2 separate regions of the Homo sapiens genome follow, and region 1 is linked to region 2. Evidence: chromatin contacts called from ENCODE Hi-C or POLR2A ChIA-PET data. All regions are on one chromosome and are shown on one strand. The core of a region is the stretch at or near the end of the contact, and the rest is flanking DNA. Distances in the headings are between cores, read along the strand shown.

The links. A loop is a pair of places that touch in the nucleus more often than their neighbours do. ChIA-PET counts read pairs that join two places held with the same protein, here RNA polymerase II (POLR2A). Pooled maps may share reads with other maps.
Region 1: a loop to region 2 is called in a map of PC-9, with 6 times the contacts of the local background. The contact joins two enhancer-like sites. A Hi-C loop is called at or near these places in 7 of 168 maps with a recorded cell type or tissue (Caco-2, Calu3, DLD1 and 4 more), 1 of 37 single-sample maps with no recorded cell type and 5 of 50 pooled maps. POLR2A ChIA-PET finds 5 or more read pairs at or near these places in 7 of 52 experiments (Caco-2, GM12878, Panc1 and 3 more).

What each region holds. Positions count from the first base shown.
Region 1 is chr5:168,315,072-168,318,266 of GRCh38, forward strand. All of the region lies in intron 1 of WWC1 (WW and C2 domain containing 1), which reads left to right. Among named protein-coding and RNA genes, the nearest start is that of WWC1, 25 kb to the left of the region's middle. Within about 2 kb of position 1,388, at least 14 of the 41 ENCODE cell types and tissues checked have a DNase peak (open chromatin) inside an H3K27ac peak, as active enhancers do; they include PC-9, where a contact is called at or near this core.
Region 2 is chr5:168,267,871-168,271,095 of GRCh38, forward strand. No RefSeq gene overlaps it. Among named protein-coding and RNA genes, the nearest start is that of WWC1, 22 kb to the right of the region's middle. Within about 2 kb of position 1,586, at least 5 of the 41 ENCODE cell types and tissues checked have a DNase peak (open chromatin) inside an H3K27ac peak, as active enhancers do; they include PC-9, where a contact is called at or near this core.

The DNA of each region.
Region 1 (3,195 bases), core at 138-2,637, 47 kb after region 2:
TCTGTGTAACATGACTGAAGAACGAGTCATTAGTGAGCTGTCCAAAGTCCCTTTGGGAACATTCCAGGAAAATAAACCAATATTCCATCAAAGCCACAAATAACTTTTTTTTTTTTTTTCCATTCCTTCAAAGCAGGCTTTCTCAGAGTGTGGTCCACAGACTTCCTGCTTTAGACTCCCCAGAGGAGCTTGTAAAATGCAGATTCCTGGGCCGCCACCCTAAGCCTACTGAATCAGAATCCCAGTGGGGCTTCTGGGAACTGCATTTTTATATGCTACCCAGATGATTCTAATACACCTTAATCTCGAAAACCTCTCACTCTCTTTGCCCCTTTGCTTGATCGTTCCTTTGTGTCAACACCGTGTGCCCGCTGCGCTCTGATACTACCTCCCTGTGCTGCCCCACCTGGTGAACTTCAGCTGAAGGGCCACCTCTCCCTGGGAGCCTTCCTTGCCATCTTTGTCCCATCTTGTGTAGGGGCCCACTGTGTTTTCTCCTAATATGAATCTACCACAAAGTAGTAGTTTCTTTCTGCCTGACTGCTCCCCTGAATGGGGAAGCATCCTGCCCAGTCTCTCCAGGCCCAGCAGAAAGTTTTGCCTATAATTGGTACTAAGAAAGGAATCAGTGCAAGTGAAGGGTGCTGAGCGGCAACGGAAGGGCTACAGAGTAGGGGTGACGAATGGTCGCTTCCCGTTAAGAAGCTGTCACCTTCTGACTCCTCTCCTGGTGAGTCTGAACTCCTAGGTCAAGTCTGGGGCCAGAGGGCGAGCATCAGACCCAAGAAGAGGCCAAGGCTCTGGCTGGCAGGAGGCACAGCCCACCTGTTTGGGACTGCGGTGTCCCTGGTGTAAGCTCAGATCCCTGTCTGTATTTCAGGGAGACTCCATAGCTTGACATTCTTCCTGCTACAGAAAAACAGATGAAAGAACAGTTTTCCAGTCCCAGGGCTGACCCCAAACCCAGGACAGCTAGAATGCTCAGGCCTCCCCCCTCTTTTCAGGCAGGAGAAGCTGAAGAATAGAACTATTGGACCATGAAACTCCCAAGAGTCCTTCCCCCTCAGCGTTTCTCAGAATTTGCGACCACGATTTTCTCTGTGAGGCTCGCAATTGCTATTTGCCAAACTGGTAACTGTTGACCCAACAGAAATCAAACAAAGATACCAGCAGCCCCAGACAGGCTGTCTTCATCGCATCAGTGAAGGGAGAGCAGGTGCCTGGGATCGAAAGGACATTGTCCATCACCTGGCTCTGAAAAACAAAATGCATTTCCTTATTCTTAACAAGCTGAGCACCAGAAACCTGCTTTACCAGTCCAGGGTGCCTCCTGGAAGCTGGCTCGCTTATCTGCATGTATGTGAGGGCTGGGGGTGTTTTTGTGGGGCTGGCTCCGGGCAGGGTGGCTTTGGAAAGGAGAGGCCTGACCTAGCGAGACTCTAGGGTCAGCCCAGACTGCTGTGACCTCAGGGGACTCAGCCCAGGAGGTCCAGGTGAGGGCAGCCTGCCCTCTACGTCTGCAGTAGGTGAAGAACCCCTTGGTTACTTGAAGAGAAAGAAAGGACTGGCTGGGTTGTAGGCAGCAGGGCCGAGCAGCTGAGGGCTAAGTGCACAGCAGGCCCTAGCAAATGCTTCTGGAATTGAATTGGTCCAAGGGGAGACTCCAGCTTTAGTTCAACATGGGCTGTATCCGAATCCTTCTGAAATTTGCTGGGATTCCATGAGGGAGTCAGGTATTACAAGGTTTTGGCAATTACTGAGTTTCTTTTGTGCTTTTTTCTTTATGAGAATGTTGTTTCTGAACCCATTCCCTTTCTCTTCCCTTCTCACCAAATTACACTTGATTTGCCTCCAGGAAGAAAATAGTACATTGTTATCATTTGGTCAAGATTTCATATTCAAAAAAGAGTAAAGTGACAATATAGTTCAAAAATCTTGTTAGATGCTGTGGAAACCTCACCCGGCAGTAGTGATAGCTGCCACGTACTGAGGGATTTTATAGACATTTACATTTTCACTTGTCCTCACCTTCCAGATGAGGCAGCTGTGGCCCAGAGAGGTTAGGGAACTTACCGAGGTCACACAGCAAGTTGGCAAGAGGGTTGGGGTTTCAGTCTGGGCTCTCTGACTTCGCAGCCAAGTGCCTGCCAGTGCTGCATTGTCTCAAGGTATTTGGCGTGTTGATGTGACATCACTCACCCTCCTTGAGTTCTCTGACATTTCTCAGAGCGTTTGTCTGTGTGTCCTGATTTGAGAATTAGTTAAGCTCTCGCACTCTCCGGGGTGCAGTGCCTGGAATTCAGGCACTGGAGGAAGTCCTGCCTCCTTCCTGGAGCTCGCAGCCAGATCCCACAGATCCTGCTCTGTTGGACAGTGAGGATGGGAGGTGTGGCCCAGGGGTTGGCAGGATGGTAGTGGGGTGCAGAGTAGACAGGGCTGCGATGACTCTCCAGACCCATGCTTCTTGTCAGTTCCCAGGCACTGAACCCAGGACTTCCCCCACCAAGGCATCCTGTCCTATTTCCCCCATTGCCTCCTGCCCTCTTAGGATATACAGCTATTGAGAAATGTGAACACAGAGGCCTTTTCAGAGAGAAAGAAGTCCTGCTCCTCAGTATTCCCAGGATCCTAGCTTACTGGAGAGATTAAAAGGCTGGATTATGTGGGAAGGAGAGGCAAGTGGACTGGGACAGTTTAGATCTAATTGCCTAATGACTCCTAGAATATGTCCTTCCAGATGTCCTCATTTTCATTCAGAGTCACTGCCTGCCTTTGTGAGAGGTCATACAGTGTTGAATGATGCGTTATCAGTGTAATGCAATAGCCCAGTGACGTCATGAAAATCCTGGCTTTCTGAGAACACGTTCACAGATAGGAATGCAGTGCTGGAGAGACCCGAGGGTCTTGGTATACTGCACAATTCAGCTTCTATTGTGTAACTCCTGGGTTTATTGGCCCTTTGTTGCTGCTCTCTTTGATAAAGTATGATTTTTTTTTTTTAACTTTCTGATTAGAAATCAGTAGTTTAAGCCTGCTAATCACCTCTTTGGCTTGGCCTGCAGATCATGGAAAGTCCACAACACTTAATCTGTTTGCAAATGTTCTCTTGGTTCCAGAAGTTCAGAAATGTTACCAGCTCCCAATTTTTTATAAGATTGTATAATTTTTACCTTAATTACAATAATAAAGGTTCTG
Region 2 (3,225 bases), core at 336-2,835:
GGGTAACTTGAACAAGTACTTTCAGTGTGTGGACCTTCTTCATGGCTTCAAGGGCTTTTCAGAAAGGGTGACATCTGGAAAGTGGAGGGTCTCAGCCATGTGAAGACTAGCCATGTGAACAAGGGACATCTGTTCAGGCATTCTACTTTCAGAGTCACCAAGCACAATTTTGTCCCTGGCACTGTCAGAAGCTGGGAAGACAAAGATAAATAAAACATGGTCTAAAGTGTGAGACAAACTCACAAGCCAATCAATCACTACAGCACAGTAGGCTCAGGGCTGGCACACAAGTGATGAGCAAACACATGATGTCCAGAGGACAGGAGTATGAGTTCTCTCCACAAGTTTTGTTGTTTTTTTTTTTTTTTTTTTTTTTGAGACAGAGTCTTGCTCTGTTGCCCAGGCTGGAGTGCGATGGTGCAATCTCGGCTCACTGCAACCTCCACCTCCCAGGTTCAAGTGATTCTCCTGCCTCAGCCTCACAAGTAGCTAAGATTACAGATGCCCACCACCACGCCCGGCTAATTTTTGTATTTTTAGTAGAGATGGGGTTTCACCATGCTGGCCAGGCTGGTCTCGAACTCTTGACCTCAGGTGATCCACCTGCCTCAGCCTCCCAAAGTGCTGGGATTACAGACATGAGCCACCGTGCCCAGCCTCCACAAGCATTTGAGCTGGGCACTGGCAAGTAAGAGAATGCAAGACAGACAAGGCAGGAGGGGGTAGCAGGAAGGAGAAGAAATATGCAAAGAGACAGGTGAGAAGTTCAGAGAGGCCGGGGCAGGTGCTAAGGATTAGAACCACCGGCGAGCGCGCTAGACACGGGTCCCAGGCCAATTAGATCAGGACCTCTGGAAGAAAGGTCTGATCGTGGGTAGGTGAGTTTCACCTGCAGCCCGAAATGAGGAGCAGGGGATTGGAGCTCAGCGGGAAGGGCACAGCCAGAGATGAGGTTTGTTGGAGGGAAGGAGGCAGGAATAACAGTCAGGCTAAGAAGCTGGGTATTCTCCTGCCAGGTCATGAGGGACATCAGTGTGACTCTTGTACATAGGGAGAAACACGATTAGGGAATCTTTGGGTTTGCAAAGTGGAGAGAGAAGAGTGGCAGAAGGCCCAGAGCCCGGGAGAATCTGCAACAGTCTGGATGAGGGCTTGAAGGAAGGCTGGGGCGGTCAGAACAGAGGGAGCGCTCCTCAAACCGGCTCAGATTTGGGAAATGAGGACGAGGTTCTGTAACTTGCCCAGAGTTGGGGACAGGGTCTATACGGGGTGGAACACCGAGAACAGATCCCGGCCAAGGATCCTCTCTCCAGTGCATGCACCATTCCTTCTCCTTCGCCTCTCCCTCCTCCACGACCAGCCAGGTGAAACAATTAGGGAGAAGGGATATTCTGATTACTTACTTACTTCAGTGATCCTCTGACCACACCAAGTGGCGACTTTCCAGGAAAGTTCTGATTCAGCACGCTCACACCCAAGCCCCGCCTTCCACCCTGAGGAGGCAGGTGGGCAGCCTGTAAGGCGCCATTCCCCAGCACCCGCAGCGGGCACTGTGGCTGCACGCCGCCCTCGGAAAGCAAGGCTGCACCAGCTGCTCCACAAAGCCCCTCCCTCACCAGCCCTCGCCTCCTCCCGGCAAATGTTGGGTTTGCCATCTGGCCACGAGGTGGCAGCCTTTCCCATGAAATCTGCTTGGAGGTGGGCCCGGCGCCTCAAAGGGATTTAGGGAAGTCGCCGAGCAGCCAGAGACTGCGAGGAGAGCCCTGGACTCCTGAAAGAGGCCCGTGGAATCGGTTCCAGGAAAAAGATTCCAAAGAAGACCAGTCCTGGGACCAGCCAGACTGGACTGCGAGCCTGCCTCCACCATTTGCCCACTGAGTACATTTCCACCTGGACTTCCTGAGCCTCACCTTTCCCATTTGTAAAATAGGGATAAAAATAACTGCTGTATGGGATTATTTGGAAAGCCTAATAAAAACAATATATGTAAAGTCCTTGGCAAGGGCCCAGCATTTAACAAATGCATATTAAATGGTAAGCTATTATTAAAGGAAAATTGTGGAATTTGGGGGTTATCGTCTTTAGATTAAAAAAAAAAGCAAAACAAACAAAAAAAATCCTTCACTTTCACTCCCAACCACACCTTTCTAGCTAAGCCTGGGCTTCTTATCTAACCTCCGAAGCCTGGGTTTCCTCCCCTGTGTAGTGGAGATGATACTGCCATCTGGCAGGGTTGCTGTTGTAAACACTCAGCCTCCCTCAAGGGGATGTCTACTGATTGGCAACTAACTTTTCTTATTCTCAGCCTTCAGTGAGAGCTGAAGTGTGATCCCAGCCTGAAGCTTGACCTGTTCAAGAGTAAGGAGCTCCACCCACCCCATCCTCCCACTTCAAGAGCTGCGTAAAGCCCTGGGGACTTGCTCTTCTAGAAGGCTCCAGGGAAGAGAGGACAGAAGAAGCAAAGCCTATACCCTCTTAGGGACAGTCTACCCAGTAGCCACTCTTCCAGAGATGATCAGTGTCCCTGAACTGAGCCCAATTCCAGGGGCAGTAAAAGGGATGTCCTTACACTCATGCATTCATAAAACGCTTCTATCCAAATTAATTGCTGTTATTTGAACTTCCCAGCCACTCTGTGAAACAGTGTGAAAATTGAGCCTTAGAGAGGACACACCACAGATCAGGAACAGGCCCCTCCCAGGTGGCTGGGAATCTTCGGTTCTCAGTCAGCTCTCTGGCTGTTTCCATTCCCAGGCCACTCCCTCAACAATCCCTTATCTTGGTCTTATCTCGGCCACATACATATAGATTTTGTTCTCAGGCTAGAGCCTTTGGCCAGAAGGAATCTGCCCCACTAGCTATTAGTCAACCAGTGAACATTTAGGAAACATCTATTACGTAGAATGCTGCAATGAAGATGGAGAAAGTGAACACAAGCTGGCTTCTGCCCCCAAGCAGCATCTCTGTATTAATCAGGAGAGGTGCAGGGGTAAGTGACAGAACCCTAACACAAAGCAAAAACCAGAATATCCAAAGGCAGGACTGGCTTCAAATTTGGTCAGATCCAAGGGCGCAAAGATGCTCACAAGGTACTGTCTTTGCTCCACCTCTCAATGCCACTGCCCTTGGGATGTGGCCTTATCTTCACAGTGATTTATTCCATATGTAGGAAAGATGGTTGCCAACAGGCCCAAACCTATATCCTTGCAGCACCCATGGGAATGT